Linked DNA regions of Mus musculus: region 1 is linked to region 2. A link is a loop called in an ENCODE intact Hi-C map of the cell type or tissue named here. Cell type or tissue: gastrocnemius. All regions are shown on one strand. Each heading gives the region's core, and the rest is flanking DNA. Links, peaks and the distances in the headings are about the cores only. Region 1 overlaps Srrm1 (serine/arginine repetitive matrix 1). Region 2 overlaps Clic4 (chloride intracellular channel 4 (mitochondrial)).

Region 1 (16,411 bases), core at 5,343-13,342, 97 kb before region 2:
TGGTTCTTGAATATACTTTTAACCACACTACCCCCAGGGCAGCTCTAGTATTTAAGATAGCTTTGTTGTTTGTCTTTAGGGTATTGGTAGGTAAGACACATGGTCCCTTTTCAGTGGTGGGTATATATTTCTTCTTTTTTTTAAGATTTATTTATTTATTATATGTAAGTACACCGTAGCTGTCTTCAGACACCCCAGAAGAGATTCAGTTATCATTACAGATGGTTGTGAGCCACCATGTGGTTGCTGGGATTTGAACTCAGGGCCTCCGGAAGAGCAGTCGGTGCTCTTAACCACTGAGCCATCTCTTCAGCCCGGGTATATATTTCTTAGATAAGACCGTAAAGGTTGGAGATAGACTCCGAGATAGAGCATTCACTCAGTGTGTGCAGTCCCTCTGTCTGCCCTCTGTCTCTGCTGCGGAGGAGGGGCAGCTCTAAGCCAGGGCTTCCAGATTGGGGCCTTAAGTTATTTGGTGTCTATTAACATTGGCTGTTAGCCCTGACATGGTTCATATAAGCTTCAGATAAGTTTTCCAACTGATTATTATGTGTGTCCCAACTAAAAAATAAGTGTTCTAATGACCGTTTTTGAATTTTTTCTCTTCCTCTGTTGGGTGATTTATGTCAAACAAATGAGTGTTTTTGTCTGAAGCTAATATCACAAAGCTGTCTTTAATTCATACCAAAAGCAAAACATAAACAATGTTTCTGCTCTGGGTTAGTTAACCACTGGAAATATACTTCCTAGGGGGGCTTAGTTATAAATGTCACTGACTGAGGAGAACTCTGCTTTCTTATTTAGTAGTAGAAGGAGGAGAAGTCCCTCTCCCCCTCCTGCCAGAAGGCGAAGGTCTCCTTCTCCAGCCCCTCCGCCGCCACCTCCCCCTCCTCCTCCTCGGCGGCGCAGATCTCCCACCCCACCACCACGACGAAGGTACTGTGTCCAGGTGACTCATGGTAGCTCTGGGTCTTTATCATGGAAGTTGCTTTGTAAGAGGCATCTTAGGTTGTAAAAGGTCACATAAATGTGAGCTCCTTTATGGGACACAGAACTATGTGGAAACAGAACTTAGAACAGGGCACTGGTGATGCTAACTTGTAATCCCAGGACTCAGAAGGCAGAGGCAGTCAGATCTTTGAATTCAGGTCCACCCTGGTCTACAGATGGAGTTCCAGGACAGCCAGGGCTACACAGAGCAACAAAAAAACAAAGACAGAAAAGGAAATAGGAGCCAAGGGTATTCTGCTCAGAATCTATACTCCTGAAAGGCTGGGCCAGGGACATTTTGAGTTGGAGGTCAGCCTGGGTTATAGAGAAACTAAACCCTGCCCAGCAAACAAATGGGAGAAGTAAACAGATGGATATCTAGGGTGCGGGAAGTGAGAACTATCAGTGGCTGCACAGCCACAGGAGTTCTGAAGCTACCATGTTGTGCACGTTAGCTGCTGCACTAACCTGTTGGCATTTTGCGCACTGTGAAAGCTTTGGTGATGCTCCTGCCAATCATGTAGGACCCTAGACTGCAAGTGCTAGCAGTCCCAGTCAAAAGGGGATTCCATGAAGGGAGAGGTTAGAACTCTTCAGAAATGTCAGTCATGGGCTGTGTGTAATCCCAGCTCTTAGGAGGTAGAGGCAGAAGATCAACACTGGTTTGGAACCAGCCTAAATTGTATTAAGTTCCAGGTCAACTGATACACTGGGGGGTGGGGTGGGAGGAGGTGGGGGGATATGAGCCCTCTCTCCAGCTCCTGTCACAGAGAACACAGTAAAGACTGCCTGGCAACAGCTGATGCTCACAGTTGCACAACACATGTGAGGTTCTCTTATGAAACAGTACTTTGTTTTATATAATTATGTAAATTCTCTTGGTTTGATGAATTTAAATTGTTTCTGAGAATTTCAACTTTCTCCATTAAACACAACACAGTATCCTCTTGTCAGTCATGGAGGTATGTGTATTGCTTTGAAATATCTCCTGACAGAGTACTAGCTACAGGATAGTTATGACTAGTTACTTCTTTTTTTTTTTTTTAAAGATTTTTTTTTTTTATATGTAAGTACAGAGTAGCTGTCTTCACACACACTGGAAGAGGGCATCTCATTACAGATGGTTGTGAGCCACCATGTGGTTGCTGGGATTTGAACTCAAGACCTTCAGAAAAGCAGTCAGTGCTCTTAACTGCTGAGCCATCTCTCCAGCCCGACTAGTTACTTCTTTTTATTCAATTAATTTTCTTGATTCTGGATTGGCTAGCAAGATGGCTCAGTGGGTGAAAGTGCTTGCCATAAAACTAAGTGACCAAGGGGCTGGAGAGATGGCTCTGGGTTACCATCTGTAATGAAATCTGATGCCCTCATCTGGTGTGTCTGAAGACAGCTACAGTGTACATATATATATAATAAATTAAGTGACCAAGCAGGGCATGGTGGTGCACACCTTTAATCCCACCACTTGGGAGGCAGAGGCAGGTGGATTTCTGAGTTTGAGGACAGCCAGGGCTACACAGAGAAACCCTGTCTTGAAAAACAAAACAAAACAAAAAAAAACCAAAGTGACCTAAGTTTGATCCCAGAATGTACATAAAGGTGGGTGGAGAGAATTGGTTCCACAAGATGTCTATCCTGAACTTGCATGGTGTATGGACATGCTCAAACAACAATAATAATAAGTGAGCTTGATTTTTTTTTTTTTTTTTTTTTGGATGCTGTCCATTTCATCTTAACGGTGTGTTGTTTTTTTCTAGGACCCCTTCTCCTCCCCCACGCCGCCGCTCACCGTCTCCAAGAAGATACTCTCCTCCCATTCAGAGGAGATACTCTCCTTCCCCCCCTCCAAAGAGGAGAACCGCCTCCCCCCCGCCCCCGCCCAAGCGAAGGGCATCACCATCTCCACCACCAAAGCGCCGGGTCTCCCACTCTCCACCTCCTAAACAAAGAAGCCCCACAGTCACCAAGAGACGCTCGCCCTCCTTATCTTCAAAACATAGGAAAGGGTCTTCCCCAGGCCGATCCACCCGGGAGGCCCGCTCACCACAACCAAACAAACGGCATTCGCCCTCACCACGGCCTCGGGCTCCTCAGACCTCAAGCCCTCCCCCTGTACGAAGAGGAGCTTCAGCGTCACCCCAAGGAAGGCAGTCCCCATCTCCAAGTACTAGGCCTATTAGGAGAGTCTCCAGGACCCCGGAGCCCAAAAAGATAAAAAAGTAAAAATGCCTAATGCTTTTGTTTGTTAGGAATATGTAGTTGTATAACATGTAGAAGAATCCTTTCTCTTACTGAACAGTTACAGAAATAATAAGCAAGCTGGTGGTGGCACACCTTTGATCCTAACACTAAGGAGGCAGAGCAGCAGGTCTCTGAACTCAAGGACAGCCATGGCTACACAGAGAAACCCTGTCTCAAAAGGCCAATAATAGTGATGGTACAAACTTTAGGTAGTGCTCACATCTTTCCCTACTTTGCTCCTTGTAGCATAAATTCCAGAGGGCTTTTCTTGGTTCTTAGCATCAGGAGACTCAGGAACTCCTCTGTATTATTTTATGTAAATGAGTATTTTGCCTGTAAGTGTATCTGTATGCCCACTTCTTGTGGGTGTCAAAGAGCCCAAAAGCAGATGTCAGTTCCCTTGAAACGATAGTTGTGCTTAGCCGTGAGCTGTGTTGGTGCTGGGACATGAACCCCAGTCCAGAGCCATTTCTCCAGCCCCTGACAAGCACATGAGACTGATAACAGAGCTGATACTTTAGGAACGTGAGAGACTGGTGTCACTACTGTGCTACAGGATGACCCGTCAGGAAAGTGGCAGAATTGTAGGGAATGTGTGACCATGGAGAACACTTGGATGACAGAAAGCTTGATGTGTGTGTCGTTGGAGTGTGTTCTCAACTTTGTCTTTTTTTCCTCTCTGTCTAGGGCTGCCTCACCAAGCCCTCAGTCCGTAAGAAGGGTTTCATCTTCCAGATCTGTCTCTGGATCTCCTGAGCCAGCAGCTAAAAAGCCGCCAGCACCTCCCTCTCCTGTGCAGTCTCAGTCACCCTCCACAAACTGGTCACCTGCAGTACCAGCCAAAAAGGCTAAGAGCCCAACACCAAGCCTGTCCCCTGCCCGGGTATGTGCCTACCTGGTTTTGGACATCTTTTATAAATTAGTCGGCTGGGGGTGGGGGACAGTACTTAACAATTCCAGGTCTCGGTGGACAGAAGCAGGGTCAGGAGTTCAAGACGAGCCTCAGCTTTGGCCTTGTGATTATACCTCAAAAAGACCAGTTAGTGGGTGAAATTCTTTAAAAGAATAGAAATTTCAAACCCAGTGTTGTAACATGCTTCTAATCCTAAGCATTCCAGAGGCTACCCTGGGCTACACCGTCTCAAAAAAAATGAAGTTACAAGTTAGATTCAGTTAAAATAATTTATATAAATTTAATGTAAAGACAGTACCTAGAATATGGTGGTTCCGTTAAATCTTTTTTCCACCCCAAGACAGATTTCTCTGTGCAGCCCTGGCTGTCTTGGAACTCTCTATAGATCAGACTGCTACTGCCTCTGCCTCCACGGTGCTGGGATTAAAGGAGTGCACTGCTGCTGCCCTGCCGGCTAAGTAGTCTTTGAATCTTGTAGTATGGAAGTGGTTAATGTGCAATAGAAACTGTACTTTGAATCGGGATTTGATTCTCTTTTCTAGAATTATCTATGTTCTAGAGAATCTCTTTGATTCTCTTTCTAGGCTATTGAAGAGTAAAAACGGCTACGATGCTCAGTGCCTGGCACGAGCTGCTGGCTTTGGGATTAGGTTTCGTTGCCTGGCTGTAGGCCAGCTTGTGTTTGAAGTGCACTGGTGACAGTTTGGGTAGCCCATGGTGTTCGGTAGATGCAAAGATAGGATTGGGGATCTTACTAGATGAGGGCGTAACTTCCAGGGCTTATGGAGACTCTGCCCTGTTGTAATGGGATATCTGAGCTAGAAGACGGCTCAGTCAATTCAGGCACCTGCTTCCAGGCCTGAAAACCTGAGGATGCACATGGTAAATGGGAAGGACTAACTCCTGTAAGAGGGACATCTCTGTAGAGGAGTGAGGCAGACCACTCCCACTCTTAAATGTGTGTGGTTGAGTTTATCCTGGCATTGTATTGGGCTAATGGCACTGCGAATTGGAATCCTGCTGTGGTTAGCTAAGTGTTGTCAGAGGTTTATAATTGCTCTTCATTGAATGCTCATGGTCAGGAGCTGGAAGGCAACTTGTGTTGCTCAGGACCCCAACTCTTGTCACCCACTCACATCCTGAATCTGGGAACTTGGCTTAGAGTTAGTAAGGAAACTGTACTGAGTCGGTCAGCATTGAGACTCTCCAACTGGCTGTGGGTGGACCCTGGCTTTAGTGTGTGTCTCACTTCTCTGAGAGTGCCCTCATTGGTGCCAGTTGTCTTTGCACAACTGTAAAACATCCATTTGTTTGAAATTCCCTCAGAGCCCCCCCCCCCAAAAAAGAAGGATTTTAATCACCTCAATTACTTCACTGTTTCTAGAATTCTGATCAAGAAGGAGGTGGGAAGAAAAAGAAGAAGAAGAAGGACAAGAAACACAAGAAGGATAAGAAACACAAGAAGCACAAAAAACACAAGAAGGAGAAGGCTGTGACCATAGCCACCCCAGCTACTGCAGCCCCTGCAGCTGTTTCTGCTGCCACCACCACATCAGCACAGGAAGAGCCTGCAGCAGCACCAGAGCCCAGGAAGGTATTCACACCGCCTCTGCCTGCTGTCTGAGAAGTGGTTGTGCTTTTTCTCTGTAGTATTTTGATGTTTCTTGGTGACCTGCCAGAATCAAGAGTACAAATGGCTTCAAAAAAAACTTAATGTGTTTCAACTTTTTACAACTACGTTCAAGGGACAGCACAGGGCCTTTTGCTGTATGTAGATTGGGCAATGTATGCTACCACTGAGCCACATCCCTAGATATACACAATAAGTGCAATTTAAAAAAAAAAAAAAAACTTCCCATAAGGGACAAAAGTGGGGGCGTCTCAGAGTAACTGATGACAGTAGGGTCTGTGTGTGCTCACCCATCAGTGTGCATGTAGAGGCCGTTGATGTCTCTCTCTCTTTCTCTCTTATTTTTATTGCACTTTACAAATCCAGGGTCATTTGCAGAGTTAATTCCTTAGGATGGGACACAAGTCATCAGGGCTTGGGGCAGGCTCCCTAAGCTGTCTTGCCTAGAGCTCACTGTCAGCACTGGGGCGCTGCAGGCGTGCTGTCATCTTACAGGGTCCGCGTGCTTGCATAGTAAGCATAGGAACATAGCTCAGTTGGTTGGGGACTTACTTAACTTAATGCTCAAGGACTGGATCTGATTCCCTAGCTCTCGTTGTACTGGGTATGGTGGTAAGCCCAGCTCTTGGGAGGGCTGATCTTGGCACCATAACAAATTCTAAACAAGCCTAGGCTACAAAGCAGCCCTGCCTCGAGAGCTTTGGGTGGCTTTTGTGTGTGCAGAGCTGTGCAGTTGCTGTACTCGGGCCCCACTGTGTCTCAAGACTTAATATGTGCCTGGGTTGGGTTTGTTTTTCAGGAGACTGAGAGTGAAGCTGAAGATGACAACCTTGATGACCTAGAGAGGCACCTGCGGGAGAAGGCCCTGCGGTCCATGCGGAAGGCTCAAGTGTCCCCACAGTCCTAAGCGGACATGTTTGTTATGTTGTAAATTTTATTTGGTTTGTACTCAATTCAATTTCAAAATTGCTAAAATGTGTTTGAGCTTTAGACTATAACATTTGTTGTAATAATTGCTAGGTTGAAGTTCACCATGTTTAAAAAAAATGGGGGGCATGGATTTACATTACAAAGGCGTCCACGGTGTATTAGTGACATTCTTCCATTGACATTTAGAGTGAAATATTTTATGCCAAAAAAAAAATCTCTTTTTTAAAAAAGGGGGTTTGACTATTGTTGGCATTCTTGTGGTTCCTTTAAATGCCCTTACCTCTCCCAAGAGGTTGTTTTGTTTTGTTTTCCTCCCTTTTCTCTTGAATTTTAGCATCCACATAAATTATGCTTCCAACCTTGTATAGGTTTGTAAGCTTGCCCAGAAGTGAGACCACTGTTGAAGTACCACAAAAGTTTGAATGAACGAGTGAGTGTTCACTCTTTTGTCTGTGGAGTCTGCTGTGTGGCAGGATCCCAGCCCTAGAGCTGCAGGGCTGCCCTGTGGGACAGCGCAGCCTAAGCTGATTTGGATCTGGGTTTCTCCTCCAGGTAGGGTTGTTTTGTTTCCTTCGCCCTTTTCTTCTCTGTGTAAAGGCGATTCCCTAGACCCAGGATGGACCCTTCAGTTATAGAAATTTGTTTATGGAACCCGGTGGCTCCCGTCATGTTTCTCCTTACTCATCCAATTGGTACCCACAACTGAAGAGCTCGTGTATTTGGCGGGCTGGAAGGGCCTGGACAGTGTCTTGGTTTCACTGTTTTATTTTATTTTATTTTTTAACTAAAGCTATATAAAGCTTGTGGATTAAACAGAATAAATTTCTAAATTTAAGAACATTGCCACTCACATTTATTCGCCTGCAGGGGAGGACGGAGTTCAGGGAAAATAGAAAGTGATGTCGCAGGCTCTCCCCTTCTTACTGAAATAACTAACTGCAGAGATGTCAGCAAGGGAGAGGGGGGTGTGTTCTTGGAACATGGAAAGCTGGTGAGGAGAGAGGCAGTTTACAGCAGGGCATGGTGTCAGTGTGAAGGACCTCCCAGGTGGCACTTGGACCTGAAGCTTGTGACACCAGAAGTCTGAGCCTAGTCTTTGGAGGCACAGATAAATTTGATTGTGACTTCTAATAGATGAAACTAGAATACAAAATGCCCACATCTGAATTTCAGGAAAGCCTAAGGGTGTTTTGTTTTTTGACTGAGACAGGGTTTCTCTGTATAGCCCTGGCCGTCCTGGAACTCACTCTGTAGACCAGGCTGGCCTCGAACTCAGAAATCCACTTGTCTCTGTCTCCCAAGTGCTGGGATTAAAGGTGTGCGCCACCACTGCCCGGCCCTGTTTATGACTTTTAACCAAAAGACAGACACTTAAGACTTCGGTAGGGCCAGGCTCGAACCTAGAAGGCCCCTTCAGAAAGCCCTGGATTAAGAATCTGGACCCACACCAGCTCAGAAGAGAAGGGAAGGGGAACGGGGAAAGAATTGTGGGGGTGGAGTGACCAGGAGAGGGGCAGTGAAAAAAACCTGGGAAATTTAATGATTCCACATATTTCTTTATAATCCCCAACATTTACCCTAAAGTTACACATATAAAGACAGCTTTCTCGTTAAAAATGAATCTGGAGCTGGACTGGAGAGGTGGGGTGGCTCAGTGGTTGGAAGTATTGCTGCTCTTCCAGAGGACCCGACCGAGTTCAACTCCCGGCACCCATATGGCAACTCTTGATTGTAACTGCAGTTCCAGGGTATCGGACACCCTCACACAGACATAACGTGCAGACAAAACAGCAATGCATGTGAAATTAAAAAAAACAAATCTGGGGCCTTTTGTAGTGGTTTACTCCTTTAATCCCAGCATTCAGGAGGCAGAGGCCGGCAGATTTCTGAGTTTGAGGGCAGCCTGGTCTACAGAATGAGTTCCAGGACAGCCAGGGCTACACAGAGAAACCCTGTCTCAAAAAAAAAAAAACTAAACTAAATCAAAAGACTTAAGCAGTGAGCTGGTTTTACATGGAACCTACAGTGAGTTATAATGAAGAAACAAGGTACTCAGTGAAGACAATCCTAGAGGACTCTAGAGCTGGGAATAGTCTCATGTGCAGAGCTTTCTGTGTTCTTCCATGTGGAAACCAACCCCGTGTGAGACAGGAGAAGCAGTGTTGAGCGACTACAATGCGGACTCCCTGTATAAACAGTCGGAGTATTTGCTTCTGTTTAGCCTGACAGTTGGAACATTTGTGGCTGACCCATGCAACACAGGAGCTTTCATTCTTTCCAACTGAAACCTGACAGCAGTCCTTGCCTATACAGCTAGTTGAAGCTGTTTAGAGGCTAACCCAGTCTCTACTCATTTTTGAGTCCCATCTCAAAAATGGAGCACATGTCTGTAACTTAGGCAACAGCAGAAGGGCCTTCCCCCCTAGTTAGTTGCTTGTGAACTCAACAGAAGCTAGAGTTACTGCACAAGGCCACGCCAGCAAGATCAGTCAGCATCTCAGCCAGCAGCACTAACTGGACTCAAGCACAGGAGGCGGTCAGCTTCCTCGGCACCGTCTTCATCTTGAAGGCTCGGCCATCGTTTCCTGACCCATTTCTGAACATAGAAGTTACTAGAATTTGGACCTCTGTTTAGCATCATTTCTATAGTGTCCTCATAAATTAAATGGTGAATCAGCATAAAACCGTAAGGTGAGACATCACATGTACATCGTAGTCATTCACGGAGCCCACTGGGAGTGGAGGGACAGCCTGATCTACATAGCAATTTCCAGGCAATTTCCAGGCCAATCAGAGCAATATAGTGAGATCCTGCCTTAGGGGAAAAAATATTCCATTATCAAATGGCAAATTTCAACCAAGCAAAACCCAAAATTGGGCTGGAGAGATGGCTCAGCAGTTAAGAGCACTGGCTACCCTTCCGGAGGTCCTGTGTTCAAATCCCAGCAACCACATGGTGGCTCACAACCATCTGTAATGAGATCTGATGCCCTCTTCTAGTGTGTCTGAAGACAGCTACAGTGTACTTACATATAATAAGTCTTAAAAAAACAAACCCCAAATTTCTTTGGCAGTGTCCGGATAGGCACAGAGGCTTTCCATTCTTTCCTGGTCCCAGCTGTCCTCAGATTTGTCCACTAGGTGGCGCCTAGTCCCTGCTTGGCCACAGAGTGAGCTGGCATACTGTGCAGTCCTAAGACTCCTGTGCTTGCTTGGTCATTTTCTTTTTATTGTTATTTTAGGCAGGATCTCATATAACCCAGGCTGACCATGAACTTGCTGCATGGTCAAGGATGACCTTGAACTCAGTTCCTCTGTGTGTGTGTGTGTGTGTGTGTGTGTGTGTGTGTGTGTGTGTGTGTGTGTGTAAGAGAAAGGAAAGAGGTGGATATTTTGCTTGAATGCATATGTCTTTGTTTGTTTGTACCTCCTGTGTGCATGCCCTCAGAGGCCATTGGATTCCCCAGGACAGGAGTTACAGATGGTTGCACAAGGTTGCTGGGGATTAAAACCCAGTCCTCTGGGAAGAGCAGCCATTGCTGTCAACCACTGAGCCATCTATGTAGCTTTGGTTGGCCAGGAACTCAGTATGTGAACCTGGCTGCCTTTCAACTCCGATAGCTTGCATGCCCTGTCTCCAAGAGCTGCGATTAAGCAAAGGCATGTGCCGCCATGCCTAGCAGATGTTATTTATTTTTAATATTGTTGAGTGCATTTCCATCCGTGTATGCTGTATAAATATGCATTTATGTGTGCCCCAGTGCTCATGTGGAAGTCAGAACAATTTCACAAAGCCCATTCTTCCCACTTTATATCAGATCCGGGGTTCAAACTCAAGGGTAAGGTTTGTTCCGCTGCAACTGCTCACTTACCGTCTATCTGTTGGAGTGGTTTTGGTTTATGTTTTGTTTTGTTGAGACAAGGTCTCATTATATAGCCCTGGCTGTCCTGGAACTTGCTGTGTAGACCAGGCTGGCCTCAAACTCAGAAATCAGCCTGCCTCTGCCTCCCAAGTGCTAGGATTAAAGGTGTGAGGGCTTTTCGAGAGGGAACATCCGCCTCAGTGTCCTTCCAGTGGCCTAGCGTACAGGACCTGGAGGGCTTATGAGGGCTTAGATGTTTGATAAGAGCCTTGAAGATGACAGGGCAGGTTCTAGAGCGCGCTGAGAAGGGGCATGGGTCACAGGGTGACTCGGGGAAGCTGAGACATTTTCATTGTATACAGGGTCTCTTATAGTCTCATTTGTGAGATTCCTGGAATACTCCAAGTTTGAATCTAGGAAGGAGCAAAAGGCCATACACGCTCAGGCTTAAGCCGGGCTCCCTGCCGTTCTGATATCTCTTTTCAATGCGTATGAATTTTCCCCTACAGGAATGTCTGCCCACCATGTGCATACTTAGCCTTGGTTCTCTGAAACTAGAATTACAGGCAGTGGACTGGTGAGATGGCTCAGCAGGTAAGAGCGTTGATTGCTCTTATGAAGGTCCTGAGTTCAAATCCTAGCAACCACATGGTAGCTCACAACCATCTTTAATGAGACCTGACACCCTCTACTGGTGCGTCTGAAGTCAGCTACAGTGTACTTACTTAATGTATAATAATAAATCTTTGGGCCGGAGCAAGCAGGGACTGAGCAAGCAGGGCTGACCTGATCGAGTGGGGCTGACCAGAGCAAGCAGAGGTCCTAAAAAAGTTCATTTCCCAACAACCACATGAAGGCTCACAACCATCTGTACAGCTACAGTGTACCCATATATATATAGGCTGTTGTGAGCTGCCCCATAAGTTCTAGTCATTGAATCCAGGTCCTCTGGAAGAGCAGCGAGAGTTCTTCATCCCTGAGCCATCTCTGCAGCCCCATCTTTTCACATTCTAGTTTTAAATATCTACATAAAAGGATTATCGTGGGCCAAATAATGGTGGCACACATCTTTAATCCCAACACTTGGGAGGCAGAGGCAAATGGATCTCTTAGTTCTAAGCCAGCCTGGTCTATGGAGCTGGTTCCAGAACAGCCAGGGCTATGGAGAGAAACCCTGTCTCCAAACAAATGAACAAACAATGGACCATCATGTATATGCAGGCGGCCTTCATAACAAATCATAATTGTTATGGGATCCTTGACGTCAGTGACAGCCTAGAGTGGGAGGTGCCTTTCCTGTGGCCCCTTAATTTTCATTGCATGGCTATCCTGCCTCAAAATGGCACGACCTGACACAATTCAGGAGGTTGGAGATTTGAAGTAATCTAGGTCCGCAGTAGTGGCGTGTGGTTTTTGATGCATCCATCATAAAATGCTGTTACAGTGTTTAGGGTTAGGCAGGAGGCCTGACTGACACTGGGGACCCAGATGGCCCCACTCACGCTGCAGCCGTCAGGACGCCTCAGTTCCTCACCAGCAGGCTCGTATTCCTTGATATCATTTCTTTTTCTTTCTTTTTCTTTTTAAGATTTATTTATTTATTATCTGTAACTACACTGTAGCTGTCTTCAGACACTCCAGAAGAGTGCGTCAGATCTTACTACAAGTGGTTGTGAGTGAGCCACTATGTGGTTGCTGGGATTTGAACTCAGGACCTTCGGAAGAGTAGTCAGTGCTCTTAACCACTGAGCTATCTCTCCAGCCTGATATCATTGAAGAGGGAAGAGTCTTCTTCACTGTGAGCAGACCCTGGGTCCTGCCTGCGGAGAGAGGCAACTGAGCACCAGCGATCCAGCACTAGTTCCCTGCCCTCTGCTCTGGAAGGGATGGGATGTCAGCAGACTCTTCGAGTTCCAGCCCGCCCAGACTTCCCCCATGCTGATGGCTGTAGCTGGAAGTTGCCAGGCCACTCACCCTGTGTCTTGGTTACTTTTCCATTACTGTGATAAAACGTGCATGACCGAGGCAACTTATAAAGGGAAGTGGTTAAATGGGCTTCAGCTTCGGAGGGTTAGAGTCCTCGCTGACAGAGCAAAACAAAAACACAAAACACAAGGGCAGGAACAACTGAGAGCTCACATCGTGGTCCTGCAAAGTATGACACAGAGCAAGATACTGGGAATGGCATGCATCTTTTGAAACCTCCAAGCCCACTCCTGGTGGACACATCCTCTACCAAGGACACACCTCCTAATCCTTCCCAATCAGTTCCACCAGTTAAGCATCAAGAATTCAAACACTGGAGCCTACCTGGGGGTCATTTTCATGCAAACCACTACAACCTGTACCTGTCAAGTGCAATCCTGAGAGCTGAACCCAGGCTCATAAAGACAGACCCTTGGCAAACACTGGTATTTTATCATACAACTAGGCAAAGTCCACTGATCCATGGCCTCTCTGCCTCTGTGAAATTCACAGTTCTGTGGACTGAGGACTCAGAACATTGGGCCTTCCTAGGGGACTGACTGACTCAGGCATGAATCTCCCATCCTGGATGTAGCCTTTAAACATTCACCTGGGCCAGTCTCCTTTCAGGAAGAAGGTGGAGGAGCTATGTGTCCATGTGGGTAGAGCTTGGGACCTGTTCCCGTCAGCCCTTGCTGGTGAGCTTGGGCAAGCCCTTATCTCTCTCTGGGGCTCTGGGTGCCCCTTATGGATGTACAGGCTGAGTTGGTATGTCTGATAATGCTACGGACTCACTTCTGACAAATGATAGGACATTTGAGGAACCACCATCACTGACGCATTCTCCCGGAAGCCAGTGAGGACACAGGGCCAGGTGCTGATGGAAAACGGGGCTATGCAATATCTGGGTGCTACAGGTCACACGAGGGACTCGCTGTCAAGACCTGTGACTGTATCCTTTACTATGACAAAACGGGTGGCAGAACGGACTCAGGGAGAGACATTGACAAGGGCTTATCTGTCACTGTGGTGAAGACGTGGCTGCCACAGTGGCTCAACCAGAGGCGGCAGGAGGTCCCGGTGTAGCCGCTGTGTTGCTTTTCTTAGGACAAGGCAGGCCACTGATGAGGCATTGAAAAAAGAGACGCAGCTAGACAAGGTGGCGCATGCCTTTAATCTCAACACTCAGGAGGCAGAGACAAGTGGATCTCTGAGAGTTTCAAGGCCAACCTAGTCTACAGAGTTCCAAAACAGCCAGGGCTACACAGAGAAACCCTGTCTTGAAAAACAAAAGAAGTATGTGCATGCATTCTTGAGCACACACACACACACCCCAAAATGAAAAAAAGAAAGTCTCACCCAGAGTCCAGCTTGGTTCAGACTTCCTGATGGAAGCATTGTGCAGGGAAACTCACAGGCGTGGGCGACTCAGAAAGCTGTGTCACCCAAAAGTCCCACATCTCTGAGGGATGGCTTCACGAGAATCGCATCATAGAGTTCTGCTTTCAGTTTCCCTTCCTTCTGTGACCTCAAGGGAGGCAGAGGGGAGCGAATGAGTCCTCGTGACCTCTCCACCTCTCTCAGAGTGAAGAGCGGCGGGTCCAGGATCCTTGCCACACACCTGGTTGTCTCTGAGTGTGTCTGCTGATGTCATTGCTATGACTACAGGGATAAGGGGTCAGCTGGTCACCACAGCGACCTTTGCTCCACCACAGAGGAAGGGTTGGACATACCTGGATGAAAAGCTAGGACAGTGGCTTGTTTGTATCTTGGTGGATCGGAAGCACTACCAAACAGTGACCTATGTGTATAATGCCCCGAAGGTTTCCCAACCTCCCACAAGCTGGAGTGTACAATGCATGGGTCTCTGGGTGGGGGTATTGCACATTCGAGTTGTCACCATGACTAAACAGGGCTGTTCATTTTGCTCAGTGTCTTCAGCTTACAGTGCACCGAGCTCGCGACAGATGACCAGCTCTTCTCATTTACACGTCAACCCTGGAGAGCGGTTGCTATAATTATCTGCGTTTACAAGATAAGGCAACTGAAGTCCCGAGGGGAAGGGACAACTCTAGCCAAAGCAAGCAGGAGAGGGGGAGGCAGGCCCAGCTTTAGTGCCTCAAAGCTAGCGTTTCTGTGTTTCTGTTTCCTGTCACCTAACACTCCCTCTTGAGGCATTCTTGGAAGCTGAAGGGTGTGGCAAGGACGGGGAGGCTGAGTTGACCTTCTCCAGGCCTCAGTTTCCTCGTCTGTAGAATGAAGCGATGCTTTGCGTTGAACTGAAAGCTAGAGATGGCTTTTCAGTGGGTCTCGGAGAAGAGTGTGCCTCTGCGAAACCCAAGAAGTGGGCTTCTTAAATAAATGCTGATGCGAGACAGGAAGTGGCCAAGTGTCTCAGAGCCATTGTTCCACCCCAGTGGAGGTGCCAGGATAGTTCAGGCAGGGTAAGAGGACAAAAACAAAACCGGGAGTCTTTATCTAGAACTCTCCTTTCAGAGCCTTCCAGGGAAACAGAAACTTCTGGACTGTCATTGCCGAGTTCCAAACATTTCAGAGGGCTCAGCAGGAAATCTGTCATCATCTGACCCTAGCCTTGGCATCAGCCATACAGAAGGCTGTCTGGGAAAGCCCCTCCCACTGGCAGCCTCTCTGCCATGGTCCTGCCCTGCACTGAATCCACCCTCCCCACAGCTGCAGTGGATCAGATGGCTGCCCAGCTCTCCCGCTGGGGTTGGGAGTCCCTTCTCTGGGCAGCAGCTTCATTCCTGGACTACAGAAAACCGTAGCCCAAGGACTCCGCATACTGTGTTTCTGATGCAGAGCCTCACCACAGGGTCACGAAGCGTCCTGAGTCCTTCTCGGCTGGTGCAGAAGTGTACCCTACACCCCCCCTCTGTTGGTGGATGGCAGGGCTCAGTCCCAGGGGTGTGATACTCTGGGAGTGGCTATGTTTCCCCAGTCTTGACTCTATCACTGTCTGAGAACCCTTTGAGGACTGTGCGGGACAGTGCTCCCCTTGGGTTCCCTCCAGGTTCCACTGAAGGCTTAGCATCGACTACGGTGGGTGTGCTCCTGGGTCATCTCCAGTGCCAGTCACCAAGAGCTCTGATCGCTCATAGCAGGACCCCCACTTCTGCTCCGCTCTGCTCCACTGAGTCCCTAGGTCCCTCTGTCAAAGGCTCCTACGGGATTTCTAAGTCTGTTCACTGGGATCAGGTTCATGGGCTCAGGGAGGAAGCCGAGGGCACAGGTTGCTTGTCCGTCTCATCTCAGCACCTAGGGCTGCTGATCTTCACCTTTCATTTGGGGAATTTACACGAGAGTCTTTTTTTTTTTTTTTTCTCTTGGTTTTGTATTGGGAGGGCTTGAGCCCAGGGTTGAGCATGTGTTTTTAAAAAGCGCCCTACACTTGGGAGCAGAGGCAGGCAGATCTCTGAGTTTGAGGCCAGACTGGTCTACAAAGTGAGCTCCAGGACAGCCAGGGCTACACAGAGAAAGCCTGTCTCGAAAAACAAGCAAACAAACAAAAAAGCGCCCTACAAGCACTCAGGAGGCAGAGGCAAGCGGATTTCTGAGTTCGAGGCCAGCCTGGTCTACAAAGTGAGCTCCAGGACAGCCAGGGCTATTCAGAGAAACCCTGTCTCGAAAAAACCAAAAAAAAAAAAAAAAAAAAAAAAAGCGCCCTACAAATGAGCCACAGTTTTCACAAGATTTTTTTGTCTTGTTGCATTTCTATTGCAATAAAATTGACATAAATCGCCGGGCGTGGTGGCACACACCTTTAATCCCAGCACTTGGGAGGCAGAGGCAGGTGGATCTCTGAGTTTGAGGCCAGCCTGGTCTACAGAGTGAGTTCCAGGACAGCCAAGGCTATACAGA
Region 2 (16,411 bases), core at 5,221-13,220:
GTCACATGGAACAGATGGCACTGTGTGGCTGCTTGTGGAATAGCCACCCCCCTGCCTGGCACTCCTGTTTGGTTCCTGCTGTTTACCCATTCAGAGGTGATAATGTTGTCCCCAGATCTCTCAATGGGAATGAAGGGCCTTCATCGAAACAGCGGATCCTTGAAATCTGTGCAGCTTTCAGGCAGAAAGAAGATAGACTAGTTACTAGTCATTAATATTAATGGAAATTATTAATCATAAGTTTGCCTGGCTTCATGTTTCATTGTTGAATAAATCCTAAATTAGGCAGATTTTATCATTACACTTCATTTGATCTTGTAAAGCCAGTTCTGAACCCTTAACTCTATTACAGTTAAAACTGATTCGAGCTACCACCTCCTCCTCCTCTTCCTCCTCTTCCTCCTCCTCTTCCTCTTTCCCCTCCTCCTCTTCTTCCTATTCTTTTTCTTTTTTTTCTTTTTTTGAGTCAGGGTTTCTCTGTGTAGCTCTGGCTGTCCTGGAACTCACTTTGTAGACCAGGCTGGCCTCGAACTTAGAAATCCACCTGCCTCTGCCTCCCGAGTGCTGGGATTAAAGGCGTGTGCCACCACTGCCCAGCTGCAAGATACCTTCTTATATAATGCTTTGTTAACATGATACTGCAAGCCCTAATGACTTTATTTGCATCCCCTTGCTTAGCATGTTTTGAATTTTGTGTGTGTGGTGGTAAAATCTAGTCCCAAAGAAGCTGTTGTTCTCTTGGCTGGAGCAGGCAACTATGGAGCTCTGCAGCTGGAAGCTGGAAGTCCTCTATTCGGGCTCCCCCTCTTCCTTCCTCTGAGAAATACAGTCTTCTGGAAACGTGTTTTTCTGGGGAGCCTAAAAGCTGCAGGGCTTAATTGTGGAAGTAGCTACCGACTTTGGTCCCTTCCATGGGCTGTTCTTAAAGCACTGAGCCTTCCCTTTTATCCAACTCTTAACTTGTTAAAAAATATATTTATAAAAAGATAGGCTTTATGTTTTTACCTTCCATTTAGGCATATAATTTCCTGTGAGTTATAAATGTGTTGATAAAATTATGCTTTATGATTTTTGGAGTGATGAAATTGTTTTCTAGGTTGTCAGTTTGCATGCAGTCAGATTACCTTCTTATTCATTGGCATTACTCAGTGTGCACTTGTGCAAGTGTGCGTGCGTGCATGTGTTTGTGAGTATGTGGTTGTGTGTGCGGTTCCTGAGTTAAGCCTTTGTGGATTCAGGGAGCTGTTTTGACACAGCTTCAGCCATGGCCCCTCCCTCTGTGCAGTTTGCATTTTGATGAGATGCTAGTTTATTATTTTCGCTTCTTTTTGTTCGATTAATCTTTTTAACTTGAAACTGGAGATTTGAAAATGTGTAAACCTTGACCTGTTAAGAGTTTCTGAAGCCTGTATAAGGAGTTGAGAAGGAAGTAGATTATAACTGGAAACAGTGTGAGTCTGAGGCCTTTAGTGGGTGACTTACAGACCAAAGGCCACCCAGCTCGTAGTGATGGCAGATCAGCAGGCTTCTGGGTGAAGAACCAAGAGGACACTCCACCCCTTCCCAATTGAGGTGAAGAAGTAGAATTCTAATTTACTTTGAAAAGCAGCTGTAAAAGTCTTACATTGTCACTATTCAACAAAGGTGTGTCTGGGCCCTCCATTCTGTGCTGAGAACTTCTCCTCTGCAGACTAAAGAATACTCAGAGAAAGACAGAGATGTCTAAGCAGTCCTCTCCTGCAGCTGAGATTTCTGTAGCTGTCGCTGTCATAATTTTCCTGGATGTGGAAGAGCTAGACACTAGTGACCGAGTAGAGGGAGGGAGGGAGGACTCTGAGTGGGAATGTTTGAACTGATTAGTAATTAAGTCTTATTTTTGTTTGTTTGTTTTGAAACTGGGTCTCTCCATATAGACTAGGCTGGTCTTGAACTCAGTCTGTCTGTGCCTCCCAATGCTGGGATTAAAGACGTCAGCACACAGCTAATTTTTATATCTTTGATTAGAAGGTAGCCAAAGAAAGAGGTACTTTTTTCTTTTTCTTTTGTTTTAAGATTTATTTATTATTATATGTAAGTACACTGTAGCTGTCTTCAGACACACACCAGAAGAAGGCATCAGATCTCATTACAGATGGTTGTGAGCCACCATGTGGTTGCTGGGATTTGAACTCAGGACCTTTGGAAGAGCAGTCAGTGCTCTTAACCACTGAGCCATCTCTCCGGCCTGGTACTTTTTCCCTAACCTAAATTAAAAGAGGGAGCCAGAGAGTGGTTATGAATGGATGGATGGATGGATGGATGGATGAATGGATGGATGAGACCTGGGAAATGAACATACCAGGGCTAACCATATTGGTCTAGGGTCTATTCTCTTGGAAATCCTTCTTAACGTCAAAGTAATGCTCTCCTTTGTGACATACTTAAAGATATTTTAAATTCAAATTCTTTGAATTTGTGGTCAGGAAGGAAGGAAGAGGGCAGGCTGGCCAGCTAATTTAAAATAAGAAATAGCTGTGTAGGCTGTGACGGGGGAGGGGGAGGGGGAGGGATGGTTAGGAAGCTCTTTGAAGGTATACTGTTAGGTGCTTTTTAAAAAAGGTTCCGTGTTTGCCTTTTTAATTATGAAAAATTTCAAACATTTCAGAATGGAATTAGCCAGCTACTGTAGGTAGCCTGTACCTGTAACCCCAGTACAAGGGAGGCTGAGGCAAGAGCGTTAGAAAGCTCTATGCCAGCTTGGCTGTGGGTTCACGTGAATATAAACACAGTAAATTTGGGGCCAGCTTGGGCTGTACGAGACCTTGTCTTTTTTTTTTTTTTTTAATGGTAGAGAAAACACTTTTCCATACCTCCTGCTCAGTCATATAATTTATCATTTTCGGGTTGTTGCTGCTTTTCTGAAATATTTTAAAGTAGCTAAGGATTTTGCTTCAGCCTCCTGAGTGTTGGCGCTATGGGTGTCAGTTCCCATGTGTGCCTTGAGGGCATTTTATTTATTTATTTTATCCATTTTGTATTTTTTAAAAGATTTTTATTTATTTTATTTCTATGAGTACACTGTAGCTGTCTTCAGACACATCAGGAGAGAGCATCAGATCCCATTACAGATGGTTGTGAGCCACCATGTGGTTGATGGGAATTGAACTCAGGACCTCTGGAAGGGCAGCCAGTGCTCTTTACCACTGAGCCGTCTCTCCAGCCCCTTTTATTTCTTTAGTATTTGTATATTTAGCATTCTCTGTGTGCTTACTTGCTCTGTTAGTCCCTTACCTCTTAAATGCTTTTGAGATAGTCCTGCTTTGTCCTTTGTGTTACCCAGACAGGCCAGGAATGGAACCTGTGACCCTCCTGCCTTAGCTTCTAGAGTGCTGGGATCACAGGTGTGCCACTACTCCTGGGTTACCCCTTGCCAATTACTTTTTCTTCTTAGATTTTATTTTCATTTTATATGAATGGGTGTTTTGTCTGCATGGATGTCTGTGCCGAAGCCCTTGGCACAATCAATCGGATCCCCTGGACTAGAGTGACAGCTGGTTCTTAGCCACCGTGTGGGTCCTAGAATTCAAACCCAAGTCTTCTAGAAGAGCAGCCAGTGCTCTTAACCACTGAGACTTTCCCCAACCTCTCCTCCCTCTTGCATAATTCTTTGGGCCTATATCTACTTAATGTGTGTTTTGAGACAGGATCTCTATACCCTTTGAGCTAACTATGTAGACCAGGCTAGCTTCAAACCAAGATCTGCTGAGAATAAAGAGATAGGTTACCATTCCTGGCTTTTTTACTTAATCTTTGGATGACTCGATTTGGACAAATCCTTACCAAAGCACAGGCATCCGTGACTATTTTCTCCATTCTGTATTCCTCCTTCATTCATACCATCTCTTATGTACTGGAAGACTAGACAGTCTTTCAGGCGTGTTTTTCCTCCTTGGTCTGCCTGCAGTGGAGATAGGAAAGGGACAGCATTTCTTGTCGTGGGGAACTGCAGGAGTTTGTCCTTCTCCTTTGTTATATACCCATCCCCAAACAAAGCAAAGCAAAAGGAAATTGAAAAGAATGCTGGCCTGGAGAGGGTTGGCTCATCTCTGTGCAGCCCATCCGAGGTAGGAAGTGTTGGGGTTGAAGCTGAAGGCTGAGCCCGAAGTCTTTTACCTCCCCCCTTAAGCAGCCAGGCTGAATTTGGAATTCAAATGAAGGACTTTGTTTTTAATCTTTAAAAATATATTTACCCCTTTAATTTTAAGCATGTACATGCAGGCTTGTATGCTTATGTGCCTGTGTGTGTGCTAGTGCGTGCTCAAGCGCACATGTGCTTGAGAGCTAGCACAGATGGAGGCCAGAGTGGGAGTCAGATCCTCTGTCTCACAGGTGGCTGTGAGTTGCCCAGTGGGTGTTGGGAGCTAAACTTGGGTCCTCTGAAAGCCATACACATTCTTAACCGCTGGCTCTTCTTTCTAAGCTCAAGGACAAAGGATTCATCTTTTGGTTGATAAATTATTCTTAGTTGTCTTAAGACACGTTATGTGCTTGCTATGTGTGTGACTGCTTCTCATTGCAGTGCTGTGCAGCCCCTATACGCCGTGGGCAGAACTGGGCCTTGCCCATCCTTACAGACTTGCCCCACTGAGAACTTGCTGCTGTCCTTTTAGAGCGCATGATGATCTCATCGTGACCACTGTTTTGCCTAACAGGAAACCTGCAGATCTACAGAACTTGGCTCCTGGGACCCACCCGCCATTTATAACCTTCAACAGCGAAGTCAAGACGGATGTGAATAAGATTGAGGAATTTCTCGAAGAAGTCTTGTGCCCACCCAAGTGAGTATCTGACCATTTGGACATACTGCCCCGCTTTGAAGCTTTGACCTTCTTGTCTCCGGACACTTTTTTCCTGAGGGACTTTAAATTCTCAGGGCCTCGATTGGAATAACCAGGACACGCTTGTAAGAGTAATGCTTAGTCAGTGGCAGAATGGGCTTTCTGCTTAGCCATACTAAGAAAGACTGGGGGCTGGTGTGATGGCTCAGTGGGTAAGAGTACCCGACTGCTCTTCCAAAGGTCTAGTGTTCAAGTCCCAGCAACCACATGGTGACTCACAACCATCCGTAACGAGATCTGACGCCCTCTTCTGGTGTGTCTGAAGACAGCTACAGTGTACTTACATATAATAAATAAATAAATCTTTAATTAAAAGAAAAAAAAAAAAAAGAAAGGCTGGGATCCGGCTAATCTGGCTATGGTGAGCAAGACAGGTTTCCAGTTGGGAAGTCTGGGTGGGCCAAGGTGCTACCAGCACTGCGATTTGCTCTCGGTTAGTTCTGAAGGGAGCTTTCTGAAGCAGTTATCTGGGATTCCTTAAGTCATTCCAAACATTTAAGTCCCACATGCACTGTACTGGTAATTAAAACTGCAGATAGAAGGTTTGTATTCAGCTTTCATTTTAAAGGTTATTAATTTTCTCTTAGGTTTTTCTATCTGAATTAAAATGTATTTCTTTTACTAAAGAAGTATTTATTTGTGTGTTTTATGTATTTGAGTGTTTTGTCTACATGTGTGCCTGCACACCAGATGGCATCAGATCCCATTACAGATGGTTGTGAGCCACCATGTGGTTGTTGGGAATTGAACTCAGCACCCCTGGAAGAGCAGCTCTTGACTTGTGAGCTATCTCTTAACTTCAAAAAAGTGGTTGTTTTCAGTGTGAAGGGAATTCCAGAGATGCTGGCCTTGGGATTAGCTGTCTGCTCAGGTGGTGTGGTGTGTGTGTGTGTGCGTGCGTGTGTGCGTGGGTGCGTGGGTGCGTGTGGCGCGCAGGCACGAGCACACTACAGTTGGGAAAAGCATTCAGGTAAACTTACCATAGTGTTCATTGAGACGCCCGGTGTAATTGGTGTTGATGGGAGGAGTTTGCAGGGTTAAGACCTGAGAAATTGGAGACTAGGTGAACCTATTAAAAAGAAAGCCTGCCTGAGTTTTTAGAAGATAGTGATAGCCCTTTTCTGAATTCACAATAGCAAGCAGAAATGTAAATAAACCACTCTAATTCCAGCACTCAGAAGGCTAGGGTAGAAGGGTTGAGGTTGAAATTAGCCTGGAATATATATATATATATCAGTGTGTATGTGCGTGTGTGCGCGTGCGTGTGTGTATGTTTGTGTGTCCTTGTTTCACAACACAGAGTAGTTTTTTACTGCACAGAATACAGTTTAAGACCTTCAAATTTTGTTTCACCTTCATTTTAATTAAGGGAAATAGACCAGGTAACATCTTCCCAAATAAGTTGAAATGAGTTAGTTTAGTGTGAAATTTTACTTCACAGTCCATTTTCCAGAGCCTTCCAGCTGATTAATATTCTGCGACAGGGCTCAGGGTCTGAATGTCTCTAGCTCAGACTCTGAGGTGAAGCAAGCCCTTCCGCAGGCAGGAGGAGCAGCCAAGCCTTTTCCCAAGACTGTCCCCAAAACTGTCCACTCTCTGGAAGAAACACACTGAGTGTGTGTGATTGAAGTCCAAAGATGTGACGTGCGTGAGGGCGCACACCTCTTTCAGAATGGCGTGTCCTGCCTTCCTTAAGTTGAAAACTTGGTCACAGCACAGAGGAAGACTCAGTATGATGTCTGAGGTCCTATTTAATCTGTCTATTGCATAGCATTCTGTCCCAAATATACCCTAGCCTCTTTAGCCCAGAGGGAGTGGGAAAGCCTGGCGCTGGTTGGCAGTGAGTGGTCCACCTCCTCCTGTTTTTGTCCTCAGCCGGCTGTGGATGATCAAGATGCTTGACCAGCCCAGGCTCCTCTGCTGTCTGGTTCCCTCACACTGCTGCACAGGGTCAGGCCAGTGCCTGCATACTAAGCAGCCAGCTGTGAGAGTCCTCGGGTGCTGAGGCTAGCGCTTTATGCCGCTGCAGCTCTTTTAAAGTGTCTTCTGATCGCCTCCTTGCACCAGTGGTCGCCATGTTGGACGTGAAGATGCAATACATTCCATCCCTTGACAAGCCGCCATTTCCTTAGCACTCTGATCATTAAATGGAGGTGGGAGTGAATGCCCTTGGATTGCCAAGAATATTAATAGGCAAACCAAAACACCATGCAGAGCTTTGTTTCCTAAGGGGGAAAACATTTAAAAAGTGCCATAGAAAACAGATGGTGGCGTTTCTCAGATCAGTCACTGTCTGAAGAGGTCTGTAGTCAGCGCAGTGGTTTGCTGGTGATAGAACTTCAGCTGATGTCACCTGGAAGGATCTATAATGCAGTTTTACGTTTTCTGTTTAGGTACCTAAAGCTTTCACCAAAGCACCCAGAGTCGAACACTGCTGGAATGGACATCTTTGCCAAATTCTCTGCTTACATCAAGAACTCAAGACCAGAGGCTAATGAAGGTAAAAACAAAAACAAAACCCAACAACAATTAATTGGATTGTCCCTACAGAAAGCAAAAGGAAACAAAAACCCAGGCAACCGTCTGAACTGTTAACGAAGACAGCGAGCATCAGGGAATGTGGGAAGTTCAGGTTTCCCTCTAAGTGTCTGAGCTGTAGTCGGGAAAGCCATGAGACCCTGGAGTAAGCGGTTAAGCTATGTTCTTCTGCCTTCTGCTTCAGGGCCGGGCATCTGGTGGGCAGGTGTGTGATGGGAGGCCTTGAGTTCTCGGACACTGAGCAGTCCCCAGAAGGGAACCGCGGAGAGCTGGGTACCATCAGAGCCGTGGGTGGAGCGGCTGTGGTGGGTGCTGAAATGGATGGATTTAGCATTGAATTGATCACCAAATCTCTTGTTTATTATGGGGCGCTGGCAGCCTAAAATTAATTAGCTCCCGTCTTTTGTTGTGCCTGTGTGCTAATTACTCTTAGTGAGGAGTTTTTGGAGTGGCCTTCAGAGAATGATTAAACTCTGCAGCCTTCAGATTTCTTTACATCATAAAACTAGAGTTTTTGTTTCAGGTCACTGTTACAGCGAGGATAGTTTAGTAGTGCAGATACTGTTTGTTTGTTTGTTTGTTTGTTTGTTTGTTTTAAAGAAAAGATACTATGAGGCCAGTCCAGACTACACAAACTTTGTATATTCAAGTATATACTCCAAACCCCAAAAGTTAGAGCAGTGGCAAAAGGAGCCAAAGATCAGCGCCCTAAAAATATCTGGAGTCTGCTATGGCTGGAGGCAGGGTGGTAGCTTGGGCTCCAAAGGCTCTGGCAGCCCATGGGCCTAGCCCGAAGGAAGGGTGGGCATCAGTGCTGTTAATAGCAGAATAGACCTAAGAATGAATCGCGCACCGACTTCCTTGTTATTTCAGTCTCCAGCTATGGCTCCTTCCTAATACCTGGTTTAAGGTTATAGTGTTTCATAATTCACTGTGGGATTTCCATGTCTTTGCTCTTGGTTTCTGGAATGTTTTTCTTCAGTGATGGAGAAAGGGACTGTTTTAGTGCCCAGGCCTGGTGTATGTCTATTTTTATAATGTGTTCTGTGGCTGCCTTGGTTTAGAAGCAATTTTCTTGAGTAATTGGCCGTTTTCCTGACTAATGTTCTGTCTAAGCAAATGTTAGGTTGGAGCCCCTGCTTCCCAGAGTGTTTGGGCCGCCTGCTTGCCCGGGCCACCTTGTTCACAAAGCCGGCTTTTATACCCAGGCCTGCTAGCTGAGCAGCCTTTGTGCTCTCCTGCTCATAATGTTTTTATTTCTGCGTGCAGTGTTTGAGGGAGTGTCTGGAGAGTTGGTCGGATTTCATTTACTACATGGAGGGGAGAAGAGGAGAGTAAAATGAATTTTCCTTTGCCTTGGGGGTGAAGGCTGGGGGAGGAAAAGTGACTCACTTAAGTATAACTTTGTATTCTATTTTTTATCTGTCAAGTTGTTACTGCTTTAAGTGGCCACTTACGCCCACTGTCTTTACAGTGCTGCACAGTAAGGAGGGGGCTCAGCAAGCACGTGACGTGTTCAGCAAGGCTTTGTGTTCAGTACCTGCTGGTAAATAAAGAGTTCTAGTTGCCAAGGTACTTTTCTCACAAGGGCCTGTCACTGCTCCAAGACTTTCGAAAACACCTTTAAATCAAATTCAAGCTGAATGCTTGTCCGTGTGTGTGTGTGTGTGTGTGTGTGTGTGTGTGTGTGTGTGTGTGTTAGTTACAGTTCTCTTCCTGTCTGCTGAGCAGTTGCATGCTTTCAGTAAACCTAGGCAGTGAGGTGAGGCTGCGCCTCCCAACACTTGTAACCACAGTGCACACAAGTCTGCTGTACCAGCCTAGTAAGTGCTTATAAAATCCAATGTAGCTGAATATTTTAAAGACCCTCTGGGCTTAGGTGTCTAGATACAAATTAGCCACCTGAACATGGGTCAGGGCCAGTGCTTAGATTGAAGTACACCGTAAACCAATAGGCTTTAGTGAATAAACTAAAGGGAACTGTGAGAAAGAGACAGAGACAGAGACAGAGACAGAGGAGGAGGGAGAGGGAGAGGGGATAGGTGACAGAAGACGGATAGATCAATCAATCGATAGATCAATAAATGGATCGGTCTATCTTTTGGTAACAGGTACAAGTTGGCCGGGAGTAGGTTTATGTAACCTAAGCACTAAGAGAGAAGTGAACCAGGCGTGTGGTGCGCATCTTTAATCCCACCGCTACTGGGGCAAAGGGCGGCTAAGGTGATGCTGTGAGACCATATCTCAAAATTAAACTATCCACCCAGAGTTTCTCACGTACTAGCTGAGAGCTCTAACACTGAGCTATACCCTCGCTCAATTGTGTATGTATTTTAACAACAGGAATGTTGATAACACATTTAACACTTCTGCCTTGAATCTGCCCGTTCAAACATGTAAGTAACAGAGCAAGTTATGTTTATTGGAAAAGCTAAGGTTGACAGGGATAATTTTTAAAAGATAGGATCTTTTCGTTCTTTGAGACTGTCACACATGCACACAATGTACTTTGGTCCTGTTCACTCCTCTCCTCCCACCAACTCTACCAGATCCACCCCATCTCCCCACACTTCCAGCTTCAGGTTTTGTTTTTAGCAATCCACTGTTTACAATTTTCTGTTCACATCTTCCTGGGTGTGGGGCTGTGCACTGGAGCATGGGTGACCTACCAGTAGCCACACCTGCAGAGAAAACTGACTCAGCCAGGGATGGGGGTTCACAAGTCTCCCCATTCCCATGCAGAAATGCTTTGTGCAGGTGACCCCAGCTACCGTGAGTTTGTGAGTATAGGGTCCCGTTGTGTTCAGAAAATATTTCTCTGATCCTTCCTGACTTACAACAGGGGAATAGTTGAATGAATATAATTTCAGTATGTAATTCAATAACAGATCCAAGGTGACTGGGAGTCATTTTATATAAAACAGTGAGTGGTGTAGTGCACTTGCACGTTCATATTATTGTGCATTATAAATGCTTCCTGCCACTGATCCCAGCACTCTGGGGGCCGAGCAGGAAATGGCCGGGCATTCCAGACTAGGCTGGCTACAGAGTGATCTCCTGGGCACCCCCACATCCCTTCAAGTCATTCCATGTCCAAACAAGTCTGCCTCTGGCTTTATAAATTCTTATTTATATATTCTTCTTATTTAATAGGAATTCTATTTGCCATTTCCCAGTTGTTGGACCTTGTAGATGGCCTCTTTGACTATGCTATCGGGTATTGCCCTTGAGCTAGGTTACAGGTAGGTGTGGGAAGGTTTGCACCTTTCCTCGTCCTTTTGAGACGGTGTCTTACTGTTGGCTGCAGCTCTCCTGGATGCAGATTATAGCCCGTACCACCATCTCTAGCTACTTTATGCATTTTGCCAAAATTTCAAAGTCTGTACCAGTTTGTATTTCCACGAACTGCAGGTGTTCATTTCCATATTTTCTTAGGCCAAAAGTATTATTTTTAATTTTAATATAATTAATTTTCAGCTGTGTATACTATACTGCTTTTTTGTTTGTGTTTTGAATAGCTTCTTAGAGATAGAGATGGAGTGCTAAGCAGCCCTCCTAGCTTCTAGACAGATGACTTTCTGCTGCTCTGCTGCTGCCCCCCAGTGGTTGGTCTCGGTGTGCTGAACTTCACAACTTCGTTCCTTTCATTTTGGAACCTCCTAGTTAGTACCTGTGTCTTTTTTTCATTGGTCATACCTTATGATGATAAATTATTATTAATAATGATTAGCATAGGGGCTGGAGAGATGGCTCAGCGGTTAAGAGCACTGGTTGTTCTTTCAGAGGACATAGATTTAATCCCTAGCACTCACATCACAGCTCACAACTCTCTGTAACTCCACTCTCAGGATGTCCAGTACACACATGGTATACAGACACATATGTAGGCAGAACAACCCATACACATGGGATAAAAATAAAAGTTTAAAACCATTTAAAAATAATGGTTAACACAAACTATAACTGATTTTCCTCTCAGTTTTCACTGGTTTTTATTCAGTCTTAGGGTTCTCTTAAGATCCCAGTACTTGGAAGGCAAAGGCAGATGGATCTCTGAGTTCGAGGCCTGCCTGGTCTACAGAGGGAGTGGAGAGAGCTCCTATTGTCCGTGTTTTTTCTATGCTGTCCCTGCTCCCTCCTAAGGCTTCCTGGCCTTGTCTTTCCAGCTGCACACAACTGGCTTAGTCCAAGTTTGAGTCATGACAGTCGTAGCATTTCAGTCCACTTGGCTCTTATGGAGGCTGCTGCCAGTCCATCCTGTAACTGACTTTGTAGTCTGAACTCGTGCCTTGGGTAAGGCAGGGCTGTTCTTGGGCGCTCGTGTTAGCAGGCAGGCTGAGAGCCCTGGCTCCCAGGCTCTCTGTTTAGGTTGTGTGCACGGGTCTTGGTGCCCTTGACACATTTCTTCGTGAGCAGGATTATGCTTTCTGTCTTGGAAGACTTTCTCCTAGCTCTGAATTAGTAGACTTGCCTTTCCCCATATATCGTTGCAGTTTACCTGTTAGTGGGATTGGGCCACGGCTTGCTGGTGAGGGCCACAAACCATGCAGACGGTTTTGTTGGTTGGCAGGATAGACCTCTCTCCTTCAGTTCTGTCCTCGCTGGAAGGAGCATGCAGGCAAGCTCCCGTTCTCCCGGGGAGTAGGAGTGAAATCGGCGCCGTTACTGGGGCACGGCCTGCCCAGACTGGGCTTCCTCTCTCACGGCGCTCTCTCTCTCTCTCTCATGTGTTTCAGCGCTGGAGAGGGGGCTCTTGAAAACGCTGCAGAAACTGGATGAGTACCTCAACTCTCCCCTCCCCGACGAAATCGACGAGAACAGCATGGAGGACATCAAATTTTCCACACGTCGGTTTCTGGACGGCGATGAGATGACATTAGCAGACTGTAACCTGCTGCCCAAGCTCCACATTGTCAAGGTAGGCCCACCGGGAGCACGGTGCCGCCGGGAGCGGTGCTCCCTCACCAGAGCCGTTCTCTACCCCAGCCAGAGTCAGCTCAGTAAGTGGATCCTAGAGCTAACTAAGTAGAAAATCATGTTTATAAGTCAGCTGTATTGGGTACCTTAATCGTAGCGCTCAGGAGTCGGGTAGAGGCAGGAAGACCAAGATTTCCCTCTCAAGGAATCTCAAGCCAGACTGAGCTACATGAAACCCTGACCCAGGGAGAAAAAAATATGAGACCTGAGCAAGAAATTTTTTTCTTCTCCTGTGGCTGAATTAATAGGGATATAATAGATAAATATAATAATAATATATTATATTATATATTACATTTTATATTATATCATATTATATACTATATTATATATAATATAATAATAATAATTATAATAGTAGACAATAGATAATTGTGAACTGGGCTGACACTGTCTAATTCTGTGTGGTGACCTTTCAAGGCCACAATGTTAATTCTGTGACAAACCAAGCTTAATGCAATACTAATGGGCATTTGTTGCATGTAAAGATCTGAGACAAGAAAAGATGGTTTTAGAAGCTGGTGTGTTGGGGTGGAGAGATGGCTCAGTGGTTAAGAGCACTGACTGCTCTTCCAGAGGTCTTGAGTTCAATTCCCAGCAACCACATGGTGGCTCACAACCATCTGTATTGGGATCTGATGCCCTCTTCTGGTGTGTCTGAAGACAGATACAGTGTACTCATACATAAAATAAATCTTTTTAAAAAAGAAGAAGCTGGCATGCATTTGGGAGGTGGAGGCAGATGAAGTTCTATTGAAAAGCAGCCCAAACTAAAAAAGGAAGAAAACAAACTTAAAATAGTCTGTTTTTAGACAAATACTTACCCAGTGATTAGACTCAGCCATCTCCCTGTGCCCAAAGCTGGCTTCCAGAGCCGCTGTTGTTTCCCAGTACCTGGAGTAGTGTGCCGTCCTAGTCTACACTCAATGTAGCTCGCTCTCTGTGTGAGTGTGTTCACCTTGGTAACCTGGGAGCCCAGAAATGGGTGCCTTTACGCCCTCGGGGTTACAGGCAGTTGTGAGCTGCCCAACATGGGTGCTGGGAACCAAACGCCAGTCCTGGAAGAGCTGGCCCATAGAATATGTTAATAAAGGTTTCCAGAATTAATAGTCTCTCCAGTCAGACATGCCTCATGTGGGGACCTGGAAGATAGGTGTAACTCTGGATCTATATTGCATTTCAGGTGGTGGCCAAAAAATACCGCAACTTTGATATTCCTAAAGGAATGACAGGCATCTGGAGGTACCTGACAAACGCCTACAGCAGGGACGAGTTCACCAACACCTGTCCCAGCGACAAGGAGGTGGAAATCGCGTACAGCGATGTCGCCAAGAGACTTACCAAGTAGACAGCACTTTCGAGAGAGATGCCTTCCGATCCCCCGAGAATCCGCTTTCCTAACAGACTGCTCCGCCTCCTAAAGTAGAAGTGTATTTTGCATGAACACACAGTTACTCAAGACTAGGAGTAAGGCTAGACAGAGTAGGCCTCTCCAGTACACACTCCTGAGCAGTATTATTCTAAACTCCTCTACCCAGCCCACCTACCCTACCCTGCCCTGCCCATCTGCTGCCCTCCAGTTTGGAGGCACTTCGCCACAAGCGTGTCACCCAAGAGGCAGTTTGCTGTCACTCTGGAGCCCCGACCATCACGTCCCTTCACTGTGTAGATGGCAGAACTTGAGGTGCTATGTTCCACCATTAGAAAAGTCGCCTGCGACATCAGTGGACCCCATGTTGCTGTGTGCATGGTATAGGAACATTTATGTACTGGGGGAGTTGTAATATTGTGTAAGGAGTCTGGAAGGATTACTACTGTGTCAGACGTGCTGTTTCAGAGTAGTCTGTTCTGGAGTGTCTGAGTGAGAAGGCCACTTCTGTAGAGACACTGGTTTCTAGGTAGACATTTAATTTTGACTAAAATGTGTCATTTGTATAAATTGTAACATCCGATAGATACTACATAGAAAATGAAGGACTGAGGGGTTAGGAAGGCATTTTCAAAATGACAAGAGAAGGTTGGGTGGGGTCTCTGTCTATCTTGCCTGCTGTGAGGGTATCACCCAGGCCCACTTATCCATCTACAGCGAGTAGTATGGCGGCCTTCCTTGTAACAGGCTTTTTCTTTTCTCTCTTCGTGGTGCTTGGGATGGAACCCAGGGCTTTGTTTAGGCCTGACAAGGCTCTGCCCCTGAGCTGTGCCAAGCCCACCTCCCTCTGTGTACAAAGCTCCTTTCTTGGGTGACCAACATCTTCCTGTCTTTGAGCAACCAAGGCCAGCATGCGAGCCACCCAGAAGTTAATTAAACCAGGTTCATCGGGAGTTTGCTGAAATGTTAAGCATACTCTGTTCTAGAGAGGGAGTGAAGAAGGGGCCATCTTAAACTCCCGTGAGGCCCAGGCCTCGTGCTCCTGCCCCACCTCCATGTGCATCAGACTGGGTGAGAGGTCCTTCACTTGTCTTGGGATAAATTGTAGTTGTCTTAGTGAGTGTGTATTTCCACAGTTTTGCCTCATGTCAGTCCCCACGCGGAAGGATAGCCTTCTGTGTTCTTCTTGCCTTTGTTTTGAGACAGGATGTTACTCTGAAACCCTGGTTGGCCTGGAACCTGATAGGTGACCAAGCCAGCCTCAAACTCGTGGCAGCCCTCTTGCATTTGCCTCCTGAATTGGAGCTAGGATTCAGCCTGCACCACCACGGCTGGCTTGTTTTCTCATCTCTAAAAACAAAGTCTAAGCTAAAAGTTGTTTGCAGTCTAACAAAGGGGAATGAGCTTTGTAAAACCAGAGGCCCCTCCCGCCCAGACAAAATGGCCTTTCTCAGTAGTACTCCAGAGCCTGCTGTGACTTTGTGTACTGTGCTACATTTTTTTTTAGTGATCTTTTTAAAAACATGTTCAAGAAATGCTCTTTCTTAAAGTCGTCTCACTCCACAGTTCGCTGCTTTAAAGTGGCCATGCTTTCCCCTACGCTGTGCTGACACTTAAAATAAATGCCAGCTTTATGGAACCATTCTGACTCATGGCAGCTCCCTTTGAAAACTTACCAATACTTCACCTAGCACGGGGGTCAGGGAGAGCTTGACAGTGGTCCCCGTGGCTCAGGGAGATGCCGTGGCCACAGCTTTCACCCCATTGCTAATCAGGGTGTGAGCACCCTTTATATGCAAACTGGGTGGTGGTCTGTCTGGTTCCAGTGGGAGGTACCATCTCTTCTCCTTTGAGAAATGCCCCTGCAGTGTCTCCGTGGGTGGGGTGGGGTTGAGCTTTGACGATTCCAGAGAAGAGGTCTCTGTTCTTCTGTGAGGGGCCAAGCGAGGGCTCCTGGGTCAGAGCTGTACTCACAGCAGAGGGTGTGCAGACAGGCCTTAGTGGGTGTGAGGTGCCCACGATTGGGTGTTTATTCTCTTTGGCTTCCTAAATTGCCTCTTGGTTGCTCTTGCCGTCTCTGGATATCCAAGGAAAGTCTGTCTAGGTTTTGGCAAGGGTAGAATTGTTTTCCTTTATAGAGAGACACAGTTTTGTCAAGGAAGTGAAAACGGATTCGAGATTGGCAGATGGACAGAAGCTTTAAAAAGGAAGAGCCCACAGCAAGCACTCTGACCCTGAGCCGAGATCATGGCTTACAGTCTTGAAATGTGAACTGTGATGTCTCCATGCGGCTGATGCAGGCCATGGGCCGACATCTACAGAGTGGCTCCTCCCTCGCTCTTGCTTAGCCTCCGATCTGTATAAGCCCTCCACCTTGGAGCCGGGATTTTGAGTGGAGTCTGCCTATTTTCCAGTGGATACTAAGAAACTATTAAACAGTGGGAAGCCTGGCTGTTTTAAGTACCGTCGCTTCCTTTTTGATATAGATACAGACTTTGAATACAATGCAGTTTCCTCAGTAACATTAGCTTTCGTAGCAGTTTATACCATAAGATGTTCTGACTGGTTTGTACACTAGGTGGGTCAGCTAGTAGAATTTAGGCATTTATACTTTTCCTGAGTTATACTCCCAGAACCTCCTCAGAGTTGC

What was found. Peaks named below come from ENCODE experiments on the same cell type or tissue, not always from the same donor. Only the 100,000 strongest peaks of a DNase experiment are listed, where the experiment ranks them.
Region 1: a loop joins it to region 2, with 12 times the contacts of the local background. A loop is called at or near these places in 36 of 42 quality-filtered maps.

What each region holds. Positions count from the first base shown.
Region 1 is chr4:135,311,617-135,328,027 of GRCm38, reverse strand. Srrm1 (serine/arginine repetitive matrix 1) reads left to right here. Exons shown (of 18, transcript NM_016799.4): 14 at 805-936; 15 at 2,748-3,209; 16 at 3,919-4,114; 17 at 5,529-5,738; 18 at 6,574-7,543. The coding sequence ends at 6,681. Among named protein-coding and RNA genes, the nearest start is that of Gm12984, 14 kb to the right of the region's middle. In gastrocnemius, for the core only: a CTCF peak has its summit at 9,841 (motif pointing right); DNase peaks (open chromatin) are centred at 9,849 and 10,250; H3K27ac peaks cover 155 bases.
Region 2 is chr4:135,214,430-135,230,840 of GRCm38, reverse strand. Clic4 (chloride intracellular channel 4 (mitochondrial)) reads left to right here. Exons shown (of 6, transcript NM_013885.2): 3 at 4,692-4,817; 4 at 7,271-7,377; 5 at 12,152-12,333; 6 at 13,576-16,411. The coding sequence ends at 13,740. Among named protein-coding and RNA genes, the nearest start is that of Clic4, 50 kb to the left of the region's middle. In gastrocnemius, for the core only: a CTCF peak has its summit at 11,018 (motif pointing left); a DNase peak (open chromatin) is centred at 11,015.